2 separate regions of the Mus musculus genome follow, and region 2 is linked to region 1. A link is a loop called in an ENCODE intact Hi-C map of the cell type or tissue named here. Cell type or tissue: heart. All regions are shown on one strand. Links, peaks and the distances in the headings refer to the core of each region. The heading gives the core; the rest is flanking DNA.

Region 1 (15,177 bases), core at 2,904-10,903:
ACCTGGTTTGGCCTAAAAATATTTCAATTAAAGTAACTACTCCAGCCTCCACGAATCTGGTTTCACCTTTCACCTCAAGACAGTCATGCATGAGGACTTCTATGTTACTATCAGGGAAGAGGTTACTAGCAGGATTGGAGGTGGTGGGGTTCTGAAACCTTGAAGGTGGTCCAGGAGCAGGTCTGGTACTGATTACATGGGTATTAGACAGCCAGTGTTCTGAGATTCCCTGGAGGACTGCCTGACTTTAGTGTGGGGAGCTGTGGGTGTAAGATCCTGACCCAGAGCTAACTTGGATTTGTTGTTTTGTTTGCTTATTAGGTAAATGGTACACACTTCAGCCCTAGACATGTGGGCCAACCTGTGGCTACAGGATCCAATTGTTTGAACAGATATGGCACAGGGCATTTCCATGGCCCCAGAGTTTGGGTAAAAAACCCTTTTGTAATGTGTTTTTCTTCGTGGACAAACAGATGAAAAGGTTTGGAGACAACTGGAAGTGCTAGGGTTGGCACTGAAGTCAGAGCTGTTTTGAAGCCAGAGCCTCAAATGCTTTTTGTCAGTCTGGATTAGGGCTTGCTGACAACTCCTCTGTTGTGTTGATGTCTTGCCATTTCTGCAAACTCTGACATCCAGAGGCAGCAATACTGAACTACACCTAGGAACTCTTGGACAAACTTGTCTTTGGAGTTGGGATCTAAAGGATGGCTTTTGAATCAGGCTCCTCTGTCCTCCCCCCTCAGCTGGGAGCCAAGATAGGGAGCCTCTGGGTGTACAAAGCTGGACTTTCTTAGCTAACATTCTGTCCCCAAAGTCTGTAACTCTTGCAGCAGTCCTTCAGTGGCCCTTTTATTACTTATTTTAGTTTTAGAGGCTAGGGGCAGTCCATTTACATATGATAAGAGTGTGATCCCAGAATGGCAGGCAGGAGGTCAGAATGTAGTGTCTCATCAACCAGGATTGGAGAATTTTTATATCTCTCAGGCAACCTGGTCCGGGTAAATTGCCTGCTGTAACCTCCCTCTTGCCCTGTCCCTGTGAAAACACAAATGGTTTCTTTCACCTCTGCCCATGGGAGGCTGAAGAACGTAGCTTTCAGGAGCCAGGCAGAGCACACCTGCTCCTCTGGAAGAATCAGACTCCTGAGAATCAGAGGTCCCAGGTTTCTTCACAGGCAGGAGAGGAGTGTTCTAGAGTGACTGGCAGGGCACCAAACTTTTGGAGGGTATGGTTAAGTTCAGCTGCATCTCATCATCTGAGAAGGTGAAGATGGCTTTCACTTTATTCCAAAGGTCTTGACTCACAACCAGTTCTCTACTTTCAACCCCCTTTAGCTACCTGCAGCCAATATAATCTCTTTATGCCTTTATGTTTTTCTAAATTTACAACTATTTTTTACTCTCTGGGTCCAACTGGGTGACAATGGGATCTTGCAGAAGCTATTTTCAATCTTTCTAAAAAGGACCCAGCAAAATTCTTTAAAGTCTCCTTGATCAGTCAGTGTTGGACAAAAGGGAAAATCCATTCTGTCCAGGCTGCATGGCCCAGGGTGGTTTTTCTACATTTTTGGAGAATAGGAAGTTTGGAGTTTTCCAATTATGCAGATCACTTGTTGGGAAGGTCACACCAATTCTGAAAGAGGAAGGAGCAGAACTTCCTCTTTTGACCAAGGGAATTTTTCCCATTCCCAGGGGCTGCTTAGAGAAGGTGGTGGGGTGTGGGAGCAGAGGCAGTGTGTGGCTTGGGAAGTATTTCTCCTCCCTGTGTGCATGCTGCTCAGATGGCAGACCCCACCCCACCCCCATGCATAAGAGTCACATCCCCTCCCAACCTTTACCCAGGGACTGGGTCTGACTGAGCCCATGAGTGGGAGGCAAACAACAAAGCAAGCAAGCGCTCTGGAAGTGGGAAAGGCAAAGGTTCTGAGAATTTCTCTGGAGGACCTGGATGGCCAAAAACATTCAAGTCACTGACAAGGGGACACATGTCGTGAGGTTGGGGGTGAGATGGGTCTCACACCAGAGAAAGCCATTTGTCAATACAGGGAACTAGAACTGACAGAAACACACAGAGACACACACAGAGAGGCATACACAGAGAGGCACACAGTAAAGACAACTAAAGCTGATTCATACATATGAACAGAAAAGAGAAGTCTGGTGACCTCTCACCCAGATCCTGGACACTGGATCATTTGCCATATCCAGCTTGTATGTCCTTAACAGAAGGTGCCTTGACCAGGCTTACCTCCAGAGGTGACAGACCAGATGACTTTCTAATTTGTTTCCTTGTAGTGTGGAGGTATCAGAGCCCCCTGAAGAATTAGGCAGGAGTTGATTAAAGGAACTGGAAGGTCTCAGGTTGCATCCTCTAGGAGTTCCTTGGATAATACACTCTTTTCTTCTCTGGGGACTTGTAGAAATGTTGTGAAATAATTACCAGAGAAAATTACTTACACATGGTTTACATTGCTGTAAAGAGACACCATGACCAAGACAACACTTATAAAGGACATTTATTCAGAGCTGGCTTACTGGTTCTGAGGTTCAGATCATTACCATCATGGTGAGAAGCATGGCAGCATGCAGGCAGGCATTGCACTGGAAGAGCTAAGAGTTCTACATCTTGTTCTTAAGGCAAACAAGAGAAGACTGCCTTCTGGGCAGCTAGAGAAAGGTCTCAACGCCCACCCCCACACTGGCATACATACTCCAACAAGATCACCCTCCTAATAGTGCCACTCCCTGGGCCAAGCATATACAAACCATCACATTCCACTCCCTGGCCCCCATAGGCTTCTTCAAACACATGAGTCTATGGGGCCCATACCTAACCATCGCATAATAAAAAATATATTTAGTCTTACTTTGAAAGTCCACATAGTAAAAGTCCAAAGCTCAAAGCTTCTTCTGAGATTCATCCAATCACCTAACTGTCAAAGCAGATCCATACCTCCAACATCACAGGAAATACATCACCATGTCAAACAGCATAGTGAGGAAAGCCTGGGCCAAATCAAGACAGAGAGCCAGCCGGGCAAACTCTAAGCTCTGAATCTCCATGCCCTGTGTCAAAATTCTCCTCAGGTCTCCAGATGTTCTCACCCTTGTGGACTGCTGTGGGCAGAGCTGGCATTCAACAACAACAGATTTTTTTCCCCTGGGCTGATTCCACTCCCACTTAGTAGCTTTCTTTGGCAGATTTCCCATAGCTCTGACATCTCTAAAAACTCAGGGTATGCAAGGTAACTCAAACATTACAACTTTTTGTTCCAATGTGTGAGATCCACACACGATCTTCTGGGCTTCTCCAAAGGTCTGGGCATCACTTCTCCAGCTCTGCCCTCTGTAGCACTCTAAGCTCTGGTTGATCCACTCCACTGCTGCTGCTGTTCTTGGTGATAATCCCACAGTACTGGCATCTTCAGTACACAGGGGTCTTCTGCTGCAACTAAGTTTCACCAAAAGCCTCTCATAGGTTCTCTTCATGCTGCCAGCCTTCCACTTCTTTGCATGACCTCTTCAGCCCTGGACCATTAACTGCGACTGAGGCTACACCTTCACCAATGGCCCCCCTGGCCTCTCACCATGGAAGCCTCAGCTGCTCTTCATGACCCCTTCATGCCGTCAAAACCAGTGACACCTGGGTAATTCTTATACAATACCAAGTCCAGCTGCAGGCTGAGGAACAATCTTGGATATCTCTGAAACACAGCTTCTTTGTGCTCTCAGAAAACACTACCCAGATTTCACCTCAATGATGCTGGTCTGTTCTTAACCACCACTAATTTCTTAGCTCCAGCTAACCACCATCAATAGTCCCAGTAGTCCCTTCTATTCTTGACTCTAAAACCAGAGCCACATGGCTGAAGTTGCTGAGTTCTGCTACTTGCTGGAGCTGAAACACAGACCCTCCCACCCACCCCCACTTGTTCTATTACAGCTTTCTGTTTTCCAGCTTTGTCACAGCCTAAGCCTGGCTGTCCTGGAACTTGCTCTGTAGACTGACCTTGAACTCAGAAATCTGCTTACCTCCTTCTCCTGGGATTAAAGGCATGCACCACCATGCTGGGACCTAAGCTTGTCATGGACACTATTCCTCAGGATCCAGATCAAAATGTGTCCTCTGTTTCTGGAGTGTAGTTCACTCCAGATAAAAGTCCAATTGAATATTATAACTAAGCAAAAACAACATCTAACATGATATAACTATTCATTGTTCAATGGCAAAGACATAAACAATAAGCTTACCCGGGTGGGATCTTGCCCTGAAGTCACCACTGCCTTAGTCTGTTTATCTCCTCAAACACAGGACTTAGCTCCATTGCACTTCCTGGTTTGCTTTTATTACATACACCATACATGTTGCATTTTTTCCTTTCTAAGCTTGCTACACTCAATCAGACTGCACTTCATGAGCATAAACCAGAGTCTATGTTGTTCTTTTCTGAGACTTCCTTTGTCCATGCAATTAGCCAAAATCTCTTTACCTTCGATTTAGTCAGATTCTTAAGATAAGGGCAAAAAGCAGCAACATACCATAAGGACAAGCTCCAGAGTTCAAATTGTCCTCAGCACCTATGGCTTCCATATTCCTACTGGGATGGCCCATTAAGTCCCACTTAAAGCATTCCATGGCATTCCACATCCAAAGCCCCCAAATCCACATTGTACCAAACAAAAACAAAGTCAGGCTTAGCACAGCAATGCCCTACCTCTGGTACTGAAAGACCCCCGAAGGGAGACCCTCACTCAAGTCTTGGGATAATAGCAGACCCCCAAGAACTCAGGAGAGACCAAGCTTGATGTAAACCACAGGATCCAGAGCTCTGGGGACCACTGGTGTCCCATGCAGGGGTAGAGGAGTCGACCCCAAGGGGAAAGGGGTCCCAGTTTTTATAGGCCCTCAGGGGGGAACGGAGAAGGAGGGAGTAGGGGATTTCCAGATCTAAACAATGTCTATTCTCAAAACATGGGTTTGGGAGGGGTACAAGGAAAGAGTCTGGTTCAGGTGTAGCAACTCCGGATTGGCCTGGCTGTGGTTGCTGGGGAGATTTTCTGACTCTTTCTCAACAACCAATATCACAAACACTGGCAATGGGCTTCATCAGTGGGTACACACATGGGTTCAAGGAATGGTCAAAACATTGGCAGACACACAGGTTCAAGGAGCGGCCAGAGCATTGCACACCTCTATTTTTCTAAATCAGTGAAGCTAATTCTGCTAACAATGAAATCTATTTTGCCAATTTCAGGGCTTCTGTGAACTTTTACATCCTGTCAGGATCTTTCAGTACCAACGTCTTTCTTATTTAGGGTTTCCACTGCTGTAAAGAGACACCATAACCAAGGCAACTCTTATAAAGGACAGCATTTAATTCAAACTGGTTTCCTGGTTCTGAGGTTCAGTCCATTAACATCATGGCAAGTCCCATGGCAGCATCCAGGCAGCCATGGTGCTGGAGAAGCAGAGAGTTCTACATCTTGTTCTGAAGGCAAAAAGAACAGCGCTTTCCAGGGAGCTAGGAGAAGGGTCTCAAAGCCCCACTCCCAATATGACACACTTCCTCTAGTAAGGTCACACCTCTTAAGAGTGTCACTTCATGGCCTAAGCATATTCAAACCACCACACATGGATTAGACACAATAGAAAATATTTATTGTGCCAGCCAGCAACTACAACAGTGTTCAGAATCCCAGCGTAGGCTGGCACTTTTCTCAGGTTGAACTGTTAACCCCCCAAACCATATTCTGGGTTGACACAATTCAATTAAGGAGAACACTTAACCAGAAATGGTATTATAGAAGACAAAGGGCAGGTTACATCTAGATAATTTCTCAGAACTACGGACTTTGAAGGACTAGGTCTTTGTTTTTGTTTTTGTATGTGGTGCTGTGTATATGCTGAGATTTATGGCCTAATGGTACTTCCAACATGGAGTCAGCTGTGCTAAGATCTGAGGGCCTACCAAGGACTAGAAGCCTATTATACTGAGAGACTGTGATACTTAGTGGTTCAAGGTTCAGAGCAGGGAATCCTGAAAGGAGAACCCATGAAAGCAGATGTTCAGATGCTGTGTATGCCATGCCAGGCAGCATCAACTGGACCCAGGATATGGGATGGTGCTGAGGCTGCAGGCAAAGAAGGAAGGACTGAATAGAACCCAGGAGGTATAGGAAGTGATCTATGGAGGGTCTCCTACTCTATAGAGGCAGGTCTTTTCCCTCCAGACTACAGAGGCCCCCATTTGAAATGGGCTCAGCCAAGGAGAACCTAGAATGTCAGGTCAAAGGTCACTCTCTTGAGTAGGTCAGCAGAGAGTGTGGAATGGAGATGTAGCCACATCCAGCAAGCCACAAGTTTCCTGGGTTGTTTTGGTGGTGAGTTCCTTAGAAATGGGGCTTTCTCTTTCCTTTTCTGCTTTGGGTATATAAGCAGGAAAAGGAGTGACTTGTTATGCCTATTCTTATGCCTTGTATGCACAGATGGTCACTGGAGTCACACAGCTGAGCACTGCCTGTTGAAGATTCCTGGTAAGTTGGGGAATGCCTAAACTCTCCCACCTGCATACCCCCTTAGGCACTCTGAAGGAAGATTATGGACCAGCTTTGTTGATAAATTCTGCAAGGCTGGCATCTGCCTCAGGACACCAGCACAGAAGCAATAAAGCTGGCCTTGCAGCCAGGCTGGGCTGAGGCTCTTCCACCCTTTCCATCTTCCCTAAGCACAAGACAGCAGGAGAGATTCCTCAGACCAAACTATAGAGTATAGGGGGGCTCAGCCTGGGTACCAGGATGCCTAAGACTTGACCCGGAGACCTCAGGGAGATGGCTGCTGTTACTCTCTCAATTGAGAGATGGAGAAAACAAAGAGAATGGAGAACAAGGACCAAGCCTCTCTGTTCTTGGGGCCTGGACACCCAAGCCTGGCTCTGGGGTGCTGTGACAGAAGCAGAATGGGCACAAGGCTGTTTCTGAGACACAAGGACCCCAGTTTTCTCACCCAACCTGTCTCTGAACCCCTACTCTGAGTCAGACCTTGTGAGGGAACTGAGGCTCCGAAGAGTGACTTGACTAGGATTCTGGGATAGAAACTGACAGGTGGTGACAGCCACCTCCCCTCTGGGCTTCACCTGCCCTCTGCTCAACTGTAGAGGATAAGCAGGAAGAACAGGGCCTTCCTGTGTGAACTGGGACAGACACCCATAAGCCTGTGTTCTATAGTCAGACATCACTGCAGGAAGCCGAGTGCCCCCTCTGCAACCCCTGCATCACTCTTTCTGACTTTTGAAGTGCTCTCTGCTGTCACTATACTCCGGTAGCTTGATTTCTGCAGCCTGACTGCAAAGTCAATTCCTTTTTCCCCTTGGCATTAAAACTTAGCTGCCTCTGCTCATGTTTTCCCTGTTTCCTCTGGCTCTGCCTGCTGGATACGTGGAGTTAGCTGTGGTTCCACCTGGACACATAAAACACTGCCTGGTGTAAGAAAGGGAACCCATGGAAAGGAGCTGCCAGGGCATCAGGCTCTAGCAGGAGCTCTGGGAGAAGAGAAAGTCACGTGACCAAGGCGGTGTGGGGATGCTTGGGAATCCAAGCTAGAATAACAATCAAAGGGACAGAGGATCATTGCAGACAATGTGACAGAGCCTAACAGAGAAGCTTCACTCTAAGGCCCGGAGAGGAGGTCACTGAGAATACAGTTAAAGTAAAATTGTAAGATAGATCGATGCTATAGATAGAAATTAGAGTACATTAAGCTGGGGACAGAGGGGAGAGTGTTAGAGAGAATAAGGACAAAATTCCCCCATCTTCATATACCATTTTCCCCCAGAGGCTGGGAGTCCTGGCTAGGGCTCAAAGCCAGTGTCATATTAGGCATGTAAATCTCAATGGCAGAGATAAGGAAAAACCTTTGTTCATGAGTTTCTCTTGCATCCATTGCCACAGTGATAGGAGGTAGGGACCCGAGAGGCATGGGGACAGATGGAGATGGGGATGGAGTGGCAGGGAGACAGGTAAGTGGTCTGAGATATAGCTGGGTCTAGCTGATTGCCCTCCAAAACTCTGGAACCTTCTGTAGCCCTCAATCCCAAAGGCCTTGCGACTCTCACAGTAGGCCAGCAATTGACAGCATCTGGAATTTAATTCTTTAATTTATCGTGTTTCCTAGCCCTATGCTACAAGAGAAACACAACAGAGTCTGGAGGCCCCGTAAGAGCACAGGTCAGGAACAGGCTAGTTAGAGGCCATCTTAGTTTCCTAGCCTTGGTAATGGACTGCCACCGGGATCACAGCAGTGATCAAATCTATTGGGGCCAGCGTCCCCAGGAGAGTGGAACATTCAGGTAGAGAGAGAATGGGGAACCCTGCTGGTGATGTAGGCATTCGGATTATGATGGGACCTTTCTAGGCCCATCCATGCTTGATTTAGGAACCTAAACTGCCAAGATCCCAGCAGCCAATCAACAGTCACCTGAGATAGTAACCTGGAGTTGACTGGCTGGTCCCAAAGGAAGCTACAACAGGGACATTGACAGGTTTCTGAAGTCAGTAATGGCAGACAGAAATCGTGGAAGGAGGAGGGTGAGAGACCCACGAGAAATAGGGGGGCCAAGAGAGGATGACTGCAGAGTCTCTCAACAAACTGCTAGAGGGACAGTCTGCAACAGGCTTCTGGGGTTGGTGAGGAAAGGCTGAGAGAGATTGGCTTTGGTTCCCAAAGAGGAGCTTGGATGGTTAAGGGGACAAGCAGTCAGTAGGGGGGTGGGGCACGGCAACTGGGATATCTGAGGCAAGAGGGACCTCAGCTAACAGACAGCTTGGAAGAGAGGATCAGGGAAAGGAGTTCGGGAACTGATGGACCAATCAGGAAAGTGGAGAAGAGGGAGGTTGTCAGGTGTCCTTGACCCAAGTGAGGGTTTACCCTTGTCTCTGCATGTGTGCGTGTGAGACAGTTTCCACCTGCAGCTGGCTAGCTGAATATTTTTCTCCATCTCCCTTTCTGTGCGAAAAATCTTTCTTTCTCCACAGCTGTGTTCTCAGCTGAAGCCTTCTCCAGTGTCCCCAACAGGACTGCAAACCTCCACCTTGCTGTTGAGAGAGCAGCAAGGCTGGGGATCACAGGACTGTCATTAAATAGCAGTGACAGAGCCCAGTGAAACAGAAGAAGGGTCAAGTTCTTTTGGTCACTGGAAGCCTCTGTTGAAAGAAATGTGTGTCCCACATCCCTGATCACCTAGCTGTCCCCATTCTGTCTCACAGGTACCTTTTCCTCCTGTAGCCTGGTCACCTGGTGAGCTGGAAGGTACACCTATTAAGTCCTCTGCCTGACACCTAGACCTGGCAGCTATCATGAGCACCCCAGGTAAGTGGTCTTGTGCGCCACTCCTGCACATGACCTACGACTGTAAGGGTGCTAACAGGATGGGTCAGGAGCTCACACACACCCTCACTTAATTTCAATATTATGTGTGCTCTGTCTCCAAATAGAGTCACCAGGGTTAGGGCTTTTAACAATTAGTTTAAGGGTACATTCAGCCCCTGCAACTAATGACACCATTAGACTATTCCATGTGGTAGGTGCTCAGACACACACTCAGACTCACTCCAACTCTTGTGCACAGCCCTCTAACCATATGTGTTTCCTTCCCATCTAGAGAGAAAGCGCTTCATTCCCACTGTGGCTCAGCACCTCCTGGACAGGAAGAGCCTAGAGGTCCTGCAGCTCCTGCTGACTGAAGAGGAAACCTGGAAACAGTTTGTGGCAGAAGTTGATTTGTCCAGGTCATCTTCCTAGGGGACACTAGCACTACCTGAGCCCATGCATGGTTGGCTTTTCACAGGCAGGGATACTCTCTCCAGGCAGATCAAGTAGTTAGGGTTCAGGTGTCCCTTCTCAGCAACCATTTCCTCCTTACTCCCAATCAGAGAACAGCCTCTGGTTGAAGAAAGCAGGCAGCAGCCACAGGTGACAAGATTGCTCCTGACATTGCTGCTCCTGTGTAGATGGATTGAATTATTTCTATCCCTGGCTAGCTTCCAAATGAATGAGACACAGACTATGATTGATTGATTGATTGATTGATTGTCAGGGGATTACCTCTAATCTCTATCTCTAATGGATAAACTGGCCCAACTGTGTTCCCCCAAATACTTGCTGTTTGGTTCTTCCTGGATTACTTCCACTCCAACAGTCTGTTCTGGGAGGCCCTGGTATTCCACGTCTAATGGAGATCTCCTGATCTCTGTCTTCTCCCTCCCCCTTCCTTCTCTCTCCCTCTCACTATCCTTCTCCTTGACTGTCTGCCCAGTAACTCCAACCTTCTATTCTCCTCAGGAATTGGCTGTTACCAGTTTTTTGTTGTGTTTTGTTTTATTTTTGTTTTTAACTATAAGTTTTACATTTGGGAGCAAAGTTTACATAACAAAAGCTGGTGTGGTGGGAATTCCCTTGTTTAGAGGCAGCTAGATCTTGGGCTACAGAATTTAGCATTTCAATACATAGCAGCAGTAGATGAACCCTCACCCCCATCATTCCTGTGTAAGAAAAATAAGATGATATCTGTGGGGGGCTCAGCATAAAGCCAGTAGGCAGTAGGCGTCCAGCACACAGTAGGTGTTCAATGAAAGGTAGTTTTTTTTTTAACTTTATTTAATGTGTGTGTGTGTGTGTGTGTGTATGTGTGTGTGTGTATGTGTGTGTGTGTATATGTGTGTGTGTGTGTATGTGTGTGTGTGTGTGTGTATGTGTGTGTGTGTATATGTGTGTGTGTGTGTGTGTGTGTGTGTGTGTGTATGGTTTGTCCATGTAAGTGAGTTGATTTTACAAGCAGTCTTCCTGTATCAGTCACTCTCTCCTATTACAGGGAAGAGGAAGCTGCCTTGCGAGAGTCTCTTGCTGAGATCTTTGCAGATCCTGATGGAGAAGATGAAGATGAACTCCAAATTGACCTGCAGGACAAGAACGAGAGGTACTCAGCCAAAGACCCAATGAAGCCCTTTTCTCTCTAGATAGGAAGGGGAAAGGACAGGGTTAGAGGACCATGCATAAGTTTGAATGGATCAGGGACAACCTGGTTAAGTGTGTGCCTGAGCACCTGCCACAGGACCTATTTTAATGATGTCATTCATGTTAGGGACTGAGTTGTGTCCCTAAACTCATTGGTAAAAGCCCTAACCCTGGTGACTGTGTTTGGAAATGGAATTTTAAGGACCCACAGTATTGAAAATAAGTGAGGGCTTGTGAGCTCCCTAACCTGCAGTACAGTCAAATCCATAGTACATCAAGGCCCAAGAGGACTCGAGACCCCTACAGCTGTGAGCCAGCAAGTGTAGGGTCTGGGACCTGAACTCACTTGTTCTGCAAGAGAACCATGCATCTATATAAAGAAACTCTCTCTCCAGCCCATTACAATAACAAGTGCCTTTACTTACCTGGAACTCATCACTGTGACCAGATTGGCTGGCCAGAGAGCATGAGGACCCTCCTGACCTTGCATCCCCAAGCAGGGATGACAGGCCCAGGCCCTGAACCTGGCTTTCCTATGTGGCTTCTGGAAGACTGAACTCGGGTCCTCCTGTTTGTGTGACAAACACTGCACCAACTTAGCCACATCCTCAGGTCCCTTCTAAGGCTTTAAGCAGAATCTTCTGTTGTCCTCCGGACACAGTGCCTCATGGGCGAGGTCACATGGAGTGTCACACACCAAGAAAGCGCCCATAAGAAAGAACAGTTAATCTGATACACGTTACCACAGGCAGGAAGGCACTGTTCAGGACGGCTGCTCTAAGACAAAAGACACAACAAGTCTGTCAGTTCCTTCAGCTGGAGACTCACAGCAGATGAGCTGAGTGACAGGCAGTAGAGAGCAGAGAGTAGGGGCATTGAGAAGGTGACCTCATGGGACTCCTCCTGAGGAAAGCCAAGGCCAAACCCACCAATGCTGGACATGGGAACCTGATGGAGGTTAAGCATGAAAGGTCGCGTGCTCGCCAACCTGACTTAGGATTCTGCCAAGTCTGTGCAGGGCAAGCACAAGGTGCACAGGAAGAGCATAGAAAGCCAAGGTCCATCCATACTGAGAACAGTTTACAAGACTTAAAGTTTTCTCAAGGAACAAAAATCTTGTCAAGCTGACTTCAGTGTCTAGAAGTTTGCTGGGCCTTCATCAAATACACCGTTCCCACGAGTGACTGGGGTCTCCCTCCCTCCTGGAAGACTGTGCCTTCAGTGTCCCCTTCCTCTGGGGTCAGAGGTGACTGCAAAATCCCCACCACACCTCAACTTTCTCAGGTTGAGAATTCTTTAATCGAAGGGCTTAGCAACCTGTGTGTTTTGAATTCTCAATTTGCTGTTACTTAATCTTTTACAGAAGCACGGTGAGATGCCTTAGGGAAGGAGCCATGTGAATGGGGATGCCCCACATGAGAATGTGGAATCCACTCACGTTTCTTTACCTTCACTCACAGCTGGAAGGGATATCTATGTGTTGTGTTTTGAGTGGACAGATCTTAGCTGTGAGTTATCCCATCAGTTCAGGAGTACACACCACTGCAGTGCAAAAAAGACCTCCAGCTTCAAAGAATGTCTTATATGATTCTCTCTTAGAGATGTGCAACTTGCAGAGTCTCACAGCACAAGGCTCCAGGCAAACATGGGCACTCCTGGCCAGCAGGACATGGTATTCTCCAGCACACCCTTCTATTGCTAGACATTTAATAAGGGAGCCTTCCCCTCAAGGTCAATGTCTCACTACCAAAACACTTCTCCCTAGGAGCTCTAAACAAAGAAAGGTGAGGTTAGAGAAAAGAATTAACCCTTTAATTTAGGGAACATTAGTGTTCCATGAAGAGTTCACTCTGGTAAGGACAGCAATTTTTTTGACCTCACCTCACCTCTCTTTGTTTAGCAATAGAAGGCTGTGCTGGAGAACGAAAGAGTCTAAACTGTCTGAGTTGCAGTTCTAGGGATCCAATTCCTTCCTCTGTCCTCAACCTGCACCATCTGGGCACATGAAACACAGACCCATGCAGGACAAGCACTCATACATATAAAATAAAATAAAAACATTAAAGGGCACATATAAATGGTTTTGAATTCATTGTGTCCTGAAGAACTAAAGATGGTGTGATTTATCAAGTGTGCTCATCCCAGAAAGAAAGCTTACACAGCTGTAATGTTCTCCTCTGCTTCACAGTGAATGCTCTGTGGTTCCTACAGGACAGATCTTACTTTACAAGCAGTCTTCCTTGCTCAACTGTCTCTCCTCTTACAGGAAAGAGGAAGATGCCTTGAGTGAAGCCCTGACTGAGACCATAGCTGATACTGATGCAGAAGATGAAGAGGAGATCCAAAATGACCTGTGGCACAAGGAAAGGTTCTTGGATGCTTATCCTTGGGTGAAACTGGAGATTGAGGAGAGCATCAGGAAGCTCCACGCCCTGGCAGACAAGGTTGACAAGGTGCACAGGGACTGCACCATCTCACGGGTGGTGGCCAGCTCCAGCAGTGCTGTGTCTGGAGTCCTGACCATCCTTGGTCTGGCTCTGGCACCTGTGACAGCAGGAGTCAGTCTGGCACTGTCAGCCACTGGCTTGGGGCTGGGGGCAGCAGCCACTGTGACTAGTGTTTCCACAAGCATTGTGGAAAAGGTAAGTGTGGTGTCTGCTGAAGCTAAAGCCAGGAACCTGGTGCCAACCAACAAAGACACAATGAAGGGCATAATAGAAGTTTTGGATCAGAGTGGCCCCAGACTTATTTCTGGATCTACAAATACCATCCAGAATATACAAGGCATCCAAAAATGTATTAATGCCATTCAGTTGTCCAAAGCCAACACTCGCCTAGCAAATGATGCCAGGCGTCTCATGACCACAGGAAAGACATCAACCCAAACCACTAAACAGGTGCAGAAAGCCTTTGGAGGTACCACTCTGGCAATGACCAAAGGAGTCCGAATCATGGGTGCAGCCACCACAGGTTTCTTCCTCCTGCTGGATGTGATCAGCCTTGTGGAAGACTCGAAGCATTTGCATGAGGGTGCTAAGTCACAGACTGCTGCAGAGCTTCAGCAGCAAGCTTGGAACCTGGAGCTGAAGTTACAGGAGCTCAAAGAGGTTCACAACAGCCTGACTCAGTGACCTCTTCATCTTCTGTGCAGCTCAGATGACTGGGGAGGGAGTGTGCTGGACAGAGCCATGAACACATGGGAGCCTCTGACTTACCCCTTCACAGCAGTGCCTGCTAAAGGGAGAGGACACATTAAGATACAGGAAGCCAGAACAGAGATGGGACAATCTCATGACCACTTACCAGACTCCAGCTCTTAGATCCATCAACTTCCCAATTAAGAGCCAAGCTCCCAAGCTGGGGAGCACATCCAAGTCCTGACTAAGCCACATGGCTGCTCCTAAGCTTTGCCCACTGCACTGCTCCCAGCTGAGGCTCACCAACCTCACCATCCACTGAGCTGTCAATCTTCCCACTGCTTTGTGATTGGTGGCACAGAGGCCTTCTCCTCTTTTCTTCTTCTGCCTCATTGTGTGTTTATCCAAATATTTCTCAATCTTACAGTCAGACTTTGGTTGTGAAAATCATTTCCTGTTCTTGGTTTTGGGTAGTCACATGGGTGCCATTGGTAAAATGCTCAAGACTAGAAAGAAAGGACACTGGTAATACTGCCTGTCCAGTCGTCACAAGCTCTTCTCCCTACATGCCACTGTTGACGCTAACAGAAGGAGAGGTGACAGGATATGAATGGTGAACCCTTCTCTCTGCTACCAGTCTCCTGGGAAAATCAAAAGCTTTAATGCCTATTGCAAGCTAAAATCTGCTGTAATTGGATGAGATCTGCCAAGATGAATAGGATGGGCTACACTTGCTCCACAATTTTTGAAGAATAAATTTGTAAAAACTGACCTAGACATGTTTTGTGTGCTCTTTGTAAATGATTGTATATTTTCTGGGTTATTAACTATAGATAATTGATAATTCCCTCCCAACTTTTAAGATTTCCTCTTTTAAAGAGTGTTTTCTTTATTGTGGTTTGAGAGGAATGCCTGAGATTTCCACATGGGCCTCTTGCTCCTGCTTGTTGCGCTTCTCTTCTGACGGCTGAGGCTCCTCTGAGGCTGCAGTGCATTGTGTAGTGTCCCCTGCACCACAGCAACTCAGGTGGCC
Region 2 (15,177 bases), core at 3,959-11,958, 86 kb before region 1:
CTGGTAGCAGAGAGAAGGGTTCACCATTCATATCCTGTCACCTCTCCTTCTGTTAGCGTCAACAGTGGCATGTAGGGAGAAGAGCTTGTGACGACTGGACAGGCAGTATTACCAGTGTCCTTTCTTTCTAGTCTTGAGCATTTTACCAATGGCACCCATGTGACTACCCAAAACCAGAACAGGAAATGATTTTCACAACCAAAGTCTGACTGTAAGATTGAGAAATATTTGGATAAACACACAATGAGGCAGAAGAAGAAAAGAGGAGAAGGTCTCTGTGCCACCAATAACAAAGCCATGGAAAGATTGACAGCTCAGTTGACCTGGTGAGCCTCAGCTGGGAGCAGTAGAGTGGGCAAAGCTTAGGAGCAGCCATGTGGCTTAGTCAGGACTTGGATGTGCTCCCCAGCTTGGGAGCTTGGCTCTTAATTGGGAAGTTGATGGATCTAAGAGCTGGAGTCTGGTAAGAGGTCATGAGATTGTCCCATCTCTGTTCTGGCTTCCTGTATCTTAATGTGTCCTCTCCCTTTAGCAGGCACTGCTGTGAAGGGGTACAGTCAGAGGCTCCCATGTGTTCATGGCTCTGTCCAGCATACTCCCTCCCCAGTCATCTGAGCTGCACGGAAGAGGAAGAGGTCACTTAGTCAGGCTGTCGTGAACCTCTTTGAGCTCCCGTAACTTCTGCTCCAGGTTCCAAGCTTGCTGCTGAAGCTCTGCAGCAGTCTGTGACTTAGCACCTTCATGCAAATGCTTCGAGTCTTCCAAAAGGCTGATCACATCCAGCAGGAGGAAGAAACCTGTGGTGGCTGCACCCATGATTCGGACTCCTTTGGTCATTGCCAGAGTGGTACCTCCAAAGGCTTCCTTTACCTGTTTAGTGGTTTGGGTTGATGTCTTTCCTGTGGTCATGAGACGCTTGGCATCATTTGCTAGGCGAGGGTTGGCTTTGGCCAGCTGAATGGCATTAATGCATTTCTGGATGCCTTGTATGCTCTGGATGGTATTTGTAGATACAGAAATAAGTCTGGGGCCACTCTGATCCAAAACTTCTATTATGCCCTTCATTGTGTCTTTGTTGGTTGGCACCAGCTTGCTGGCTTTAGCTTCAGCAGACACCACACTTACCTTTTCCACAATGCTTGTGGAAACACTAGTCACAGTGGCTGCTGCCCCCAGCCCCAAGCCAGTGGCTGACAATGCCAGACTGACTCCTGCTGTCACAGGTGCCAGAGACAGACCAAGGATGGTCAGGACTCCAGACACAGCACTGCTGGAGCTGACCATCACCCGTGAGATGGTGCAGTCCCTGTGCACCTTGTCAACCTTGTCTGCCAGGGCGTGGAGCTTCCTGATGCTCCCCTCAAGCTCCAGTTTCACCCGAGGATAAGCATCCAAGAACCTTTCCTTGTGCCACGGGTCATTTTGGATCTCCTCTTCATCTTCTGCATCAGTATCAGCTATGGTCTCAGTCAGGGCTTCACTCAAGGCATCTTCCTCTTTCCTGTAAGAGGAGGGACAGCTGAGCAAGGAAGACAGCTTATAAAGTAAGATCTGTCCTGTAGGAACCACAGAGCATTCACTGTGAAGCAGAGGAGAACATTACAGCTGTGTAAGCTTTCTTTCTGGGATGAGCACACTTGATAAATCACACCATCTTTAGTTCTTCAGGACACAATGAATTCAAAACTATTTATACGTGCCCTTTAATGTTTTTATTTTATTTTATATGTATGAGTGCTTCTCCTGCATGGGTCTGTGTTCCATGTGCCCAGATGGTGCAGGTTGAGGACAGAGGAAGGAATTGGATCCCTAGAACTGCAACTCAGACAGTTTAGACTCTTTCGTTCTCCAGCACAGCCTTCTATTGCTAAACAATGAGAGGTGAGGTGAGGTAAAAAAAATTGCTGTCCTTACCAGAGTGAACTCTTCATGGAACACTAATGTTCCCTAAATTAAAGGGTTAATTCTTTTCTCTAACCTCACCTTTCTTTGTTTAGAGTTCCTAGGGAGAAGTGTTTTGGTAATGAGACATTGACCTTGAGGGGAAGGCTCCCTTATTAAATGTCTAGCAATAGAAGGGTGGGCTGGAGGATACCATGTCCTGCTGGCCAGGAGTGCCCCTGTTTGCCTGGAGCCTTGTGCTGTGAGACTCTGCAAGTTGCACATCTCTAAGAGAGAAACCTGATATAGGACATTCTTTGAAGCTGGAGGTCTTTTTTGCACTGCAGTGGTGTGTACTCCTGAGCTGTTGGGATAACTCACAGCTAAGATCTGTCCACTCAAAACACAGCGCATAGATATCCCTTCCAGCTGTGAGTGAAGGTAAAGAAACATGAGTGGATTCCACATTCACATGTGGGGAATCCCCATTCACATGTAGGGAATCCCCATTCTCATGTGGGGAATCCCCATTCACATGTGGGGCATCCCCATTCACATGGCTCCTTCCCTAAGGCATCTCACTGTGCCTCTGTAAAAGATTAAGTAACAGGGAGTTGAGAATTCAAAACACACAGGTTGCTAAGCCCTTCCACTAAGGAATTCTCAGCCTGAGAAAGGTGAGGTGTGGTGGGGATTTTACTGTCACCTCTGACCCCAGAGGAAGGAGACACCAAAGGCACAAATTTCCAGGAGGGAGGGAGACCCCAGTCACTCATGGGAACGGTGTATTTGATGAAGGCTCAGCAAACTTCTAGACACTGAAGTCAGCTTGACAAGATTTCTGTTCCTTGAGAAAACCTTAAGTCTTGTAAACTGTTCCCAGTATGGATGGACCTTGGTTTTCTATGCTCTTCCTGTGCACCTTGTGCTTGCCCTGCAGAGACTTGGCAGAATCCTAAGTCAGGTTGGGAGAACATGCGAGACCTTTCATGCTTAACCTCCATCAGGTTCCCATGTCCAGCCATTGGTGGGTTTGGCCTGGGCTTTCCTCAGGAGGAATCCCATGAGGTCAGCTTCACAATGCCCCTACTCTCTGCTCTCTACTGCCTGTCACTCAGCTCATCTGCTGTGAGTCTCCAGCTGAAGGAACTGACAGACTTGTTGTGTCTTTTGTCTTAGAGCAGCTGTCCTGAACAGTGCCTTCCTGCCTGTGGTAACGTCAATCAGATTAAGTGTTCTTTCCCATGGGCGCTTTCTTGGTGTGTGACACTCCATGTGACCTTTCCCATGAGGCTCTGTGTCCTGAGGACAACAGAAGATTCTGCTTAAAGCCTTAGAAGGGACCTGAGGATGTGGCTAAGTTGCTGCAGTGTTTGTCACACATCAGGAGGACCCGAGTTCAGTCTTCCAGAGGCCACATTGGAAAGCCAGATTCTGGGCCTAGGCCTGTCATCCCTGCTTGGGGATGCAAGGTTAGGAGGGTCCTCATGCTCTCTGGTCAGCCAATCTGGTCACAGTGATGAGTTCCAGGTAAGTAAAGGCACTTGTTATTGTAATGGGCTGGAGAGAGAGTTTCTTTATTCAGATGCATGGTTCTCTTGCAGAACAAGTGAGTTCAGGTCCCAGACCCTACATTTAGTGGCTCACAGCTGTAGGGGTCTCGAGTCTTCTTGGGCCTTGATGTACTATGGATTTGACTGTACTGCAGGTTAGGGAGCTCACACACCCTCACTTAATTTCATTCAATACTGTGGGTCCTTAAAATTCCATTTCCAAACACAGTCACCAGGGTTAGGACTTTTACCAATGTGTTTAGGGACACAACTCAGTCCCTAACATGAATGACATCATTATAATAGGTCCTGTGGCAGGTGCTCAGGCACACACTTAACCAGCTTGTCCCTGATCCATTCAAACTTATGCATGGTCCTCTAACCCTGTCCTTTCCCCTTCCTATCTAGAGAGAAAAGGGCTTCATTGGGTCTTTGGCTGAGTACCTCTCGTTCTTGTCCTGCAGGTCATTTTGGAGCTCATCTTCATCTTCTCCATCAGGATCTGCAAAGATCTCTGCAAGAGACTCTCGAAAGGCAGCTTCCTCTTCCCTGTAATAGGAGAGAGTGACTGATACAGGAAGACTGCTTATAAAATAAACTCACTGACATGGACAAACCATACATAACACACACACACACACACACACACACACACACACACACACACACACGGACACACACACACACATTAAATAAAGTTTTTTTTGTTTTTGTTTTTTTAAAAACTACCTTTCATTGAACACCTACTGTGTACTGGACGCCTACTGCCTACTGGCTTTATGCTGAGCCCCCCACAGACATCATCTTATTTTTCTTACACAGGAATGATGGAGGTGAGGGTTCATCTTCTGCTGCTATGTATTGAAATGCTAAATTCTGTAGCTGGAGATCTAGCTGCTCCTAAACAAGGGAATTCCCCCACACCAGCATTTGTTATGTAAACTTTGCTCCCAAATGTAAAACTTATAATTAAAAACAAAAATAAAACAAAACACAACAAAAAACTGGTGACAGCCAATTCCTGGGGAGAATAGAAGGTTGGAGTTACTGGGCAGACAGTCAAGGAGAAGGATAGTGAGAGGGAGAGAGAAGAAAGGGGGAGGGAGAAGACAGAGATCAGGAGATCTCCATTAGACGTGGAATACCAGGGCCTCCCAGAACAGACTGTTGGAGTGGAAGTAATCCAGAAAGAACCAAACAGCAAGTATTTGGGGGAACACAGTTGGGCCAGTTTATCCATTAGAGATAGAGATTAGAGGTAATCCCCTGACAATCAATCAATCAATCAATCAATCATAGTCTGTGTCTCATTCATTTGGAAGCTAGCCAGGGATAGAAATAATTCAATCCATCTACACAGGAGCAGCAATGTCAGGAGCAATCTTGTCCCCTGTGGCTGCTGCCCGCTCTCTTCAACCAGAGGCTGTTCTCTGATTGGGAGTAAGGAGGAAATGGTTGCTGAGAAGGGACACCTTAACCCTAACTACTTGGTCTGCCTGGAGAGAGTATCCCTGCCTGTGAAAAGCCAACCATGCACGGGCTCTGGTAGTGCTAGTGTCCCCTAGGAAGATGACCTGGACAAATCAACTTCTGCCACAAACTGTTTCCAGGTTTCCTCTTCAGTCAGCAGGAGCTGCAGGACCTCTAGGCTCTTCCTGTCCAGGAGGTGCTGAGCCACAGTGGGAATGAAGCGCTTTCTCTCTAGATGGGAAGGAAACACATATGGTTAGAGGGCTGTGCACAAGAGTTGGAGTGAGTCCGAGTGTGTGTCTGAGCACCTACCACATGGAATAGTCTAATGGTGTCATTAGTGGCAGGGGCTGAATATACTCTTAAACTAATTGTTAAAAGCCCTAACCCTGGTGACTCTATTTGGAGACAGAGCACACATAATATTGAAATTAAGTGAGGGTGTGTGTGAGCTCCTGACCCATCCTGTTAGCACCCTTACAGTCGTAGGTCATGTGCAGGAGTGGGGCACAAGACCACTTACCTGGGGTGCTTATGACAGCTGCCAGGTCTAGGTGTCAGGCAGAGGACTTAATAGGTGTACCTTCCAGCTCACCAGGTGACCAGGCTACAGGAGGAAAAGGTACCTGTGAGACAGAATGGGGACAGCTAGGTGATCAGGGATGTGGGACACACATTTCTTTCAACAGTGGCTTCCAGTGACCAAAAGAACTTGACCCTTCTTCTGTTTCACTGGGCTCTGTCACTGCTATTTAATGACAGTCTTGTGACCCCGAGCCTTTCTGCTCTCTCAACAGCAAGGTGGAGGTTTGCAATCCTGTTGGGGACACTGGAGAAGGCTTCAGCTGAGAACACAGCTGTGGAGAAAGAACAGATTGTTCACACAGAAAGGGAGATGGAGAAAAATATTCAGCTAGCCAGCTGCAGGTGGAAACTGTCTCACACTGAGACACACAGAGACAAGGGTAAACCCTCACTTGGGTCAAAGACACCTGACAACCTCCCTCTTCTACACTTTCCTGATTGGTCCATCAGTTCCCGCACTCCTTTCCCTGAGCCTCTCTTCCAAGCTGTCTGTTAGCTGTGGTCCCTCTTGCCTCGGGTACCCCAGCTGCCATGCCACACTGCCACTACTGACTGCTTGTCCCCTTAACCATCCAAGCCCCTCTTTGGGAACCAAAGCCAATCTCTCTCAACCTTTCCACACCAACCCCTGAAGCCTGTTGCAGACTGTACCTCTAGCAGTTTGTTGAGAGACTCCGCAGTCATCCTCTCTTGGTCCCCCTATGTCTCGTGGGTCTCTCACCCTCCTCCTTCCCTGATTTCTGTCTGCCACTGCTGCCTTCACAAGCCTGTCAATGTCCCTGATTTAGCTTCCTCTGGGACCAGCCAATCAACTCCAGGTTACTATCTCAGGTGACTGTTGATTGGCTGCTGGGATCTTGGCAGTTTAGGTTCCTAAATCAAGCATGGATGGGCCTAGAAAGGTCCCATCATAGTCCGAATACCTACATCACCTGCTGCCTTCCCCATTCTCTCTCTACCTGAATGTTCCACTCTCCTGGGGACGCTACCTGTGATCCCTGTGGCAGTCCATTACCAAGGCTAGGAAACTAAGATGGCCTCTAACTAGCCTGTTCCTGACCTGTGCTCTTACGGGGCCTCCAGACTCTGTTGTGTTTCTCTTGTAGCATAGGGCTAGGAAACACGATAAATTAAAGAATTAAATTCCAGATGCTGTCAATTGCTGGCCTACTGTGGGAGTCGTAATGCCTTTGGGATTGAGGGCTACAGAAGCTTCTAGAGTTTTGGAGGGCAATCAGCTTGACCCAGTTAGATCTCAGACCACTTATTGTCTCCCCGCCACTCCATCTCCATCTGTCCCCATGCCTCTCTGGTCCCTACCTCCTATCACTGTGGCAATGGATGCAAGAGAAACTCATGAACAAAGGTTTTTCCTTATCTCTGCCATTGAGAATCACATGACTACTATGACACTGGCTTTGAGCTCTGGCCAGGACTCCCAGCCTCTGGGGGAAAATGGTATATGAAGATGGGGGAATTTTGTCCTTATTCTCTCTAACACTCTCCCCTCTGTCCCCAGCTTAATGTACTCTAATTTCTATGTATAGCATCGATCTATCTTACAATTTTACTTTAACTGTATTCTCAGTGACCTCCTCTCCGGGCCTTAGAGTGAAGCTTCTCTGTTAGGCTCTGTCACATTGTCTGCAATGATCCTCTGTCCCCTTGATTGTTATTCTAGCTTGGATTCCCAAGCATCCCCACACCGCCTTGGTCACATGACTGTCTCTTCTCCCAGAGCTCCTGCTAGAGCCTGATGCCCTGGCAGCTCCTTTCCAGAGGTTCCCTTTCTTACACCAGGCAGTGTTTTATGTGTCCAGGTGGAACCACAGCTAACTCCACGTATCCAGCAGGCAGAGCCAGAGGAAACAGGGAAAACAGGAGCAGGGGGCCAGCTAAGTGTTAATGCCAAGGGGAAGAAGGAATTGACTTTGCAATCAGGCTGCAGAAATCAAGCTAACGGAGTCTAGTGACAGCAGAGAGCACTTCAAAAGTCTGAAAGAGTGATACAGGGGTTGCAGAGGGGGCACTCGGCTTCCTGCAGCGATGTCTGACTATAGAACACAGGCTTATGGGTGTGTGTCCTAGTTCACACAGGAAGGCCCTGTTCTTCCTGCTTATCCTCTACAGTTGAGCAGAGGGCAGGTGAAGCCCAGAGGGTAGGTGGCTGTCACCACCTGTCAGTTTCTATCCCAATATCCTAGTCAAGTCACTCTCTTCGGAGCCTCAGTTCCCTCACAAGGTCTGACTCAGAGTAGGGGTTCAGAGTCAGGTTGGGTGAGAAAACCTTGGGGTCCTTGTGTCTCAGAAACAGCCCTTGTGCCCATTCTGCTTCTGTCACAGCACCCCAGGGCCAGCTTTGGGTGTCCAGGCTCCAAGAACAGAGAGGCTTAGTCCTTGTTCTCCATTCTCCTTGTTTTCTCCATCTCTCAATAGAGAGAGTAACAGTAGCCATTTCCCGGAGGTTACCTGGCCAAGTCTCAGCCATCCTGGTTGAGCCCCCATAGACTTTATAGTTTCCTCTGAGGAATCTCTCATGCTGTCTTGTGCTTAGGGCCGATGGAAAGGGTGGAAGAGCCTCACCCCAGCCTGGCTGCGAGGCCAGCTTTATTGCTTCTGTGCCGGTGTCCTGAGGCAGATGCCAGCCTTGCAGAATTTATCAACAAAGCTGGTCCATAACCTTCCTTCAGAGTGCCTAAGGGGGTATGCAGGTGGGAGAGCTTAGGCATTCCCCAACTTACCAGGAATCTTCAACAGGCAGTGCTCAGCAGTGTGGATCTAGTGACCATCTGTGCATACAAGGCATAAGAATAGGCATAACAAGGCACGCCTTCTCCTGCTTATATACCCAAAGCAGAAAAGGAAAGAGAAAGCCCCATTTCCAAGGAACTCACCACCAAAACAACACAGGAAACTTGTGGCTTGCTGGATGCTACTACATCTTCATCCCATGCTCCCTGCTGACCTACTCAAAAGAGTGACCTTTGACCAGATGTTCTAGGTTCTCCTTGGCTGTGCCCATTTCAAATGGGGGCCTCTGTAGTCTGGAGGGAAAAGACCTGCCTCTACAGACTAGGGGACCCTCCATAGATCACTTCCTATATCTCCTGGGTTCTGTTCAGTCCTTCCTTCTTTGCCTGCAGCCTCAGCACCACCCCATATCCTGAGTGCAGTTGATGCTGCCTGGGATGGCATAACAGCATCTGAACATCTGCTTTCTTGGGTTTTCCATTCAGGAATCCCCGCTCTGAACCTCGAACCACTAAGTATCACAGTCTCTCAGTATAATAGGCTTCTAGACCTTGGTAGGCCCTCAGATCTTAGCACTGCTGACTCCATGTTGGAAGTACCATTAGGCCATAAACCTCAGTATATACACAGCACCACATACAAAAACAAAAACAAAGACTAATCCTTCAAAGTCTGTAGTTCTGAGAAATTATCTAAATGTAACCTGCCCTTTGTCTTCTATAGATCCGTTTCTGGCTAACTGTTCTTGTTAATTGAATTATGTCAACCCAGAATATGGTTTGGGGGGTTAATAGTTCAGCCTGAGAAAAGTACAAGGCTACGCTGGGATTCTGAACACTGTTGTAGTTGCTGGCTGGCACAATAAATATTTTCTATTGTGTCTAATCCATGTGTGGTGGTTTGAATATGCTTAGGCCATGAAGTGACACTCTTAGGAGGTGTGACCTTACTAGAGGAAGTGTGTCATTGTGGGCGTGGGCTTGGAGACCCTTCTCCTGGCTCCCTGGAAAACAGTCTTCTCCTTTTTGCCTTCAGAACAAGATGTAGAACTCTGTTCTTCTCCAGCACCATGGCTGCCTGGATGCTGCCATGGGTCCTGCCATGATGATAATGGACTGAGCCTCAAGACCAGGAAACCAGTTCCAATTAAATGCTGTCCTTTATAAGAGTTGCCTTGGTTATGGGGTCTCTTTACAGCAGTGGAAACCCTAAATAAGAAAGAAGTTGGTACTGAAAGATCCTGAAAGGATGTAAAAGGTCACCAAAGCCCTGAAATTGGCAAAATAGATTTCACTGTTAGCAGAACTAGCTTCAGTGATTTAGAAAAATAGAGGTGCACAATGCTCCAGCCGCTTCTAGAACCCATGTGTCTGCTAATGTTCTAACCATTCCTTGAACCCAGGTGTGTGTCCACTGCTGCAGCCCACTGCCAGGTGTTTGTGATATTGGTTGCTGGGGAAGAGTCAGAAAATCTCCCCAGCAACCACAGCCAGGGCCAATTAGGAGTTGCTGCACCTGCACCAAACTCTTTCCTTGTACCCCTCTCATACCCATGTTTTGAGAACAGATATTGTTTAGATCCAGAAATCCCCTACTCCCTCCTTCTCCTCCCCCTCCCAGGGCCTATAAAACTGGTACCCCTTGCCCCTTGGGGTCGACTCCTCTATCCCTGCATGGGACACCAGTTTTCCCCAGAGCTCTGGCTTTCCCCGAATAAAGCCTTGTGTGGTTTGCATCAAGCTTGGTCTCTCCTGAGTTCTTGGGGGTCTGCTACTATCCCAAGACTTGAGTGAGGGTCTCCCTTTGGGGGTCTTTCAGAACGAGAGGTAGAGTGTTGCTGTGCTGGGCCTGACTTTGTTTTTTTTTTTTTTTTGAAAGAATGTGGATTTGGGGTCTTTGGATGTGGAATGCCATGGAATGCTTTAAGTGGGACTTAATGGGCCATCCCAGTAGGAATATGGAAGCCATAGGTGCTGAGGACAATTTGAACTCTGAAGCTTGTCCTTGTGGTATGTTGCTGCTTTTTGCCCTTATCTTAAGAATCTGACTAAGTCGAAGGTAAAGAGATTTTGGCTAATTGCATTGACAAAGGAAGTCTCAGAAAAGAACAACAAAGACTGCGTCCTCTGGTTTATGCTAATGCAGTGCATTCTGATTGAGTGTAGCAAGCTTAGAAAGGAAAAAATGCAACATGTATGGTGTATGTAATAAAAGCAAACCAGGAAGTGCAATGGAGCTAAGTCCTGTGTTTGAGGAGATAAACAGACTAAGGCAGTGGTGACTTCAGGGCAAGATCCCACCCGGGTAAGCTTATTGTTTATGTCTTTGCCATTGAACAATGAATAGTTATATCATGTTAGATGTTGTTTTTGCTTAGTTATAATATTCAATTGGACTTTTAATCTGGAGTGAACTATACTCCAGAAACAGAGGACACATTTTGATCTGGATCTTGAGGAATAGTGTCCATGAAAAGCTTAGCTCTCAGCATGGTGGTACACGCCTTTAATCCCAGGAGACAGAGGTAAGCAGATTTTTGAGTTCAAGGTCAGTCTACAGAGCAAGTTCCAGAACAGTCGGGCTTAGGTTGTGATAAAGCTGGAAAACAGAAAGTCGTAATAGAACAAGGGGGGTGGGTGGGAGAGTTTGTGTTTCAGCTCCAGCAAGTAGCAGAACAGCAACTTCAGCATGTGGCTCTGGCTTTAGAGCCAAGAATAGAAGGGACTACTGGGACTATTGATGCTGGTTAGCTGGAGCTAAGAAATTAGTGGTGGTTAAGAACAGACCAGCATCATTGAGGTGAAATCTTCTGGGTAGTGTTTTCTGAGAGCACAAAGAAGCTGTGTTTCAGAGATAGCCAAGGTTGGATCTCAGGCTGCAGCTGGACTTGGTATTGTATAAGAATCACCCAGGTGGTACTGGTTTTGAAGGCATGAAGGGGTCATGAAGAGCAGCTGAGGCTTGGCATGGTGAGAGGCCAGGGGGGCCATTGGTGAAGGTATAGCCTCAGTCGCAGTTGATGGTCTAGGGCTGAAGAGGTCATGCAAAGAAGTGGAAGGCTGGCAGCACGAAGAGAACCTAGGAGAGGCTTTTGGTGAAACTTAGTTGCAGCAGAAGACCCCTGTGTACTGAAGATGCCAGTACTGTGGGATCATCACCAAGAACAGCAGCAGCAGTGGAGTGGATCAACCAGAGCTTAGAGTGCTACAGAGGGCAGAGCTGGAGAAGTGATGCCCAGCCCTTTGGAGGAGCCCAGAAGATCATGTGTGGATCTCACACATTGGAACAAAAAGTTGTAATGTTTGAGTTACCTTGCATACCCTGAGTTTTTAGAGATGTCAGAGCTGTGGGAAATCTGCCAAAGAAAGCTACTAAGCGGGAGTGGAATCAGCCCAGGGGAAAGAAATCTGTTGTTGAATGCCAGCTCTGCCCACAGCAGTCCACAGGGGTGAGAGCATCTGGAGACCTAAAGAGAACTTTGACACAGGGCATGGAGATTCAGAGCTCAGAGTTTGCCCGGCTGGCTCTCTGTCTTGATTTGGCCCAGGCTTTCCTCACTATGCTGTTTGACATGGTGATGTATTTCCTGTGATGTTGGAGGTATGGATCTGCTTTGACAGTTAGGTGATTGGATGAATCTCAGAAGAAGCTTTGAGCTTTGGACGATTACTACGGGGACTTTCAAAGTAAGACTAAATATATTTTTTATTGTGAGATGGTTAGGAATGGGCCCCATAGACTCATGTGTTTGAAGAAGCCTATTGGGCCAGAGAGTAGAATGTGATGGTTTGTATATGCTTGGCCCAGGGAGTGGCACTATTAGGAGGGTGACCTTGTTGGAGTATGTATGCCAGTGTGGGGGTGGGTGTTGAGACCTTTCTCTAGCTGCCCAGAAGGCAGTCTTCTCTTGTTTGCCTTAAGAACAAGATGTAGAACTCTTAGCTCTTCCAGTGCAATGCCTGCCTGCATGCTGCCATGCTTCTCGCCATGATGGTAATGATCTGAACCTCAGAACCAGGAAGCCAGCTCTGAGTAAATGTCCTTTATACGTGTTGTCTTGGTCATGGTGTCTCTTTACAGCAATGGAAACCATGTGTAAGTAGTTTCATCTGCTGACTATTCCACAACATTTCTACAAGTCCCCAGAGAAGAAAAGAGTGTATTATCCTAGGAACTCCCAGGGGGTGCAACCTGAGACCTTCCAGTTCCTTTAATCAACTCCTGCCTAATTCTTCAGGGGGCTCTGATACCTCCACACTACAAGGAAACAAATTAGAAAGTCATCTGGTCTGTCACCTCTGGAGGTAAGCCTGGTCAAGGCACCTTCTGTTAAGGACATACAAGCTGGATATGGTAAATGATCCAGTGTCCAGGATCTGGGTGAGAGGTCACCAGACTTCTCTTTTCTGTTCAGGTGTATGAATCTGTGGTGGTCAGCTTTCCTTGTCTTTACTGTGTGCCTCTCTGTGTATCTCTCTCTCTGTGTTTCTATCAGTTTTGCTTCCCTGTATTGACAAATGGCTTTCTCTGGTGTGAGACCCATCTCACTCCCAACCTCATGACATGTGTCCCCTTGTCAGGCACTTGAATGTTTTTGGTCATCCAGGTCCTCCAGAGAAATTCTCAGAACCTTTGCCTTTCCCACTTCCAGAGCGCTTGCTTGCTTTGTTGTTTGCCTCCCACTCATGGGCTCAGTCAGACCCAGTCCCTGGGAAGAGGTTGGGAGGGGTTGTGACTCTTATGCATGGGTGTGGGGTGGGGTCTGCCATCTGAGCAGCATGCACACAGGGAGGAGAAATACTTCCCAAGCCACACACTGCCTCTGCTCCCACACCCCACCACCTTCTCTAAGCAGCCCCTGGGAATGGGAAAAATTCCCTTGGTCAAAAGAGGAAGTTCTGCTTCTTCCTCTTTCAGAATTGGTGTGACCTTCCCAACAAGTGATCTGCATAATTGGAAAACTCAAAACTTCCTACTCTCCAAAAATATAGAAAAACCTCCCTGGGCCATGCAGCCTGGACAGAATGGATTTTCCCTTTTGTCCGACACTGACTGATCAAGGAGAGTTTAAAGAATTTTGCTGGGTCCTTTTTAGAAAGATTGAAAATAGCTTCTGCAAGATCCCATTGTCACCCAGTTGGACCCAGAGAGTAAAAAATAGTTGTAAATTTAGAAAAACATAAAGGCATAAAGAGATTACATTGACTGCAGGTAGCTAAAGGGGGTTGAAAGTAGAGAACTGGTTGTGAGTCAAGACCTTTTGAATAAAGTGAAAGCCACCTTCACCTTCTCAGATGATGCCATGCAGCTGAACTTAACCATACCCTCCGAAAGTGTGGTGCCCTGCCAGTCACTCTAGAACACCCCTCTCCTGCCTGTGAAGAAACCTGGGACCTCTGGTCTCATAAGTCTGATTCTTCCAGAGGAGCAGGTGTGCTCTGCCTGGCTCCTGAAAGCTACGTTCTTCAGCCTCCCATGGGCAGAGGTGAAAAAAAACCATCTGTGTTTTCACAGGGACAGGGCAAGAGGGAGGTTACAGCAGGCAATTTACCCGGACCAGGTTGCCTGAGAGATTTAAAAATTCTCCAATCCTGGTTGATGAGACACTACATCTGACCTCCTGCCTGCCATTCTGGGATCACACTCTTAGCATATGTAAATGGACTGCCCCTAGCCTCTAAAACTAAAATAAGTGGTTAAAGGGCCACTGAGGGACTGCTGCAAGAGTTACAGACCTTGGGGACAGAATGTTAGCTAAGAAAGTCCAGCTTTGTACACCCAGAGGCTCCCTATCTTGGCTCCCAGCTGAGGGGGAGGACAGAGGAGCCTGATTCAAAAGCCATCCTTTAGATCCCAACTCCAAAGACAAGTTTGTCCAAGAGTTCCTAGGTGTGGTTCAGTATTGCTGCCTCTGGATGTCAGAGTTTGCAGAAATGGCAAGACATCAGCACAACAGAGGAGTTGTCAGCAAGCCCCTAATCCAGACTGACAAAAGGCATTTGAGGCTCTGGCTTCAAAACAGCTCTGACTTCAGTGCCAACCCTAGCACTTCCAGTTGTCTCCAAACCTTTTCATCTGTCCACGAAGCAAAACACATTACAAAAGGGATTTTTACCCAAACTCTGGGGCCATGGAAATGCCCTGCGCCATATCTATTCAAACAAATGGATCCTGTAGCCACAGGTTGGCCCACTTGTGTAGGGCTGAGGTGTCTACCATTTACCTAATAAGCAAATAAAACAACAAATCCAAGTTAGCTCTGGGTCAGGATCTTATGCCCAGAGCTCCCCACACTAAAGTTAGGCAGTCCTCCAGGGAATCTCAGAACACTGGCTGTCTAATACCCATGTAATCAGTACCAGACCTGCTCCTGGACCACCTTCAAGGTTTCAGAACCCCACCACCTCCAATCCTGCTACCCTTTTCCCTGATAGTAACATAGAAGTCCTCATGCATGACTGTCTTGAGGTGAAAGGTGTAACCAGGTTAATGGAGGCTGGAGTAGTTACTTCAACTGAAATTTTTTTAGGCCTAATCAGGTTCATTGACCTATTGAGCAGAACTGATCAGTCTGAGCAAGGTTCAGATGGGAAAAGGAAAGTTCACCACTATATATATACACAGACAGTTGCTATGCTTTTACCACTGTGCATGTCCACAGTAAGATCTATAGATTATATATAGAGAGAGGACTTCTCTTCTCAGAGAAAAGGACACTAAAAACAAAGAGATTATCTTGGCCTCCCCCAGAGGCTATTTGACTTCCCCTACAAACATGAGTGACCGTGTTTTCTGGTTTACAGTGATTGTTGACAGTGTTTTTTCTGATCAATTCCTTTGCTCTGACTGTCCCTTTATTAGCGTGACTTTAGACAGAGAACATCACTGTGAGATGCAGGGATGTGAAAGGATCCACATGAGCTGCAGACCAGCGGTG

What was found. A loop is a pair of places that touch in the nucleus more often than their neighbours do. Peaks named below come from ENCODE experiments on the same cell type or tissue, not always from the same donor. Only the 100,000 strongest peaks of a DNase experiment are listed, where the experiment ranks them.
Region 2: a loop joins it to region 1, with 7 times the contacts of the local background. A loop is called at or near these places in 19 of 42 quality-filtered maps.

Annotation. Positions count from the first base shown.
Region 1 is chr15:77,524,596-77,539,772 of GRCm38, reverse strand. Apol7c (apolipoprotein L 7c) reads left to right here and starts at 6,458. Exons shown (of 5, transcript NM_175391.4): 1 at 6,458-6,533; 2 at 9,261-9,363; 3 at 9,656-9,782; 4 at 10,865-10,969; 5 at 13,274-14,906. The coding sequence starts at 9,351. The coding sequence ends at 14,138. In heart, for the core only: no CTCF peak of the experiment used is centred there; no DNase peak of the experiment used is centred there.
Region 2 is chr15:77,612,097-77,627,273 of GRCm38, reverse strand. It overlaps the pseudogene Gm8221. Among named protein-coding and RNA genes, the nearest start is that of Gm36245, 20 kb to the right of the region's middle. In heart, for the core only: no CTCF peak of the experiment used is centred there; no DNase peak of the experiment used is centred there.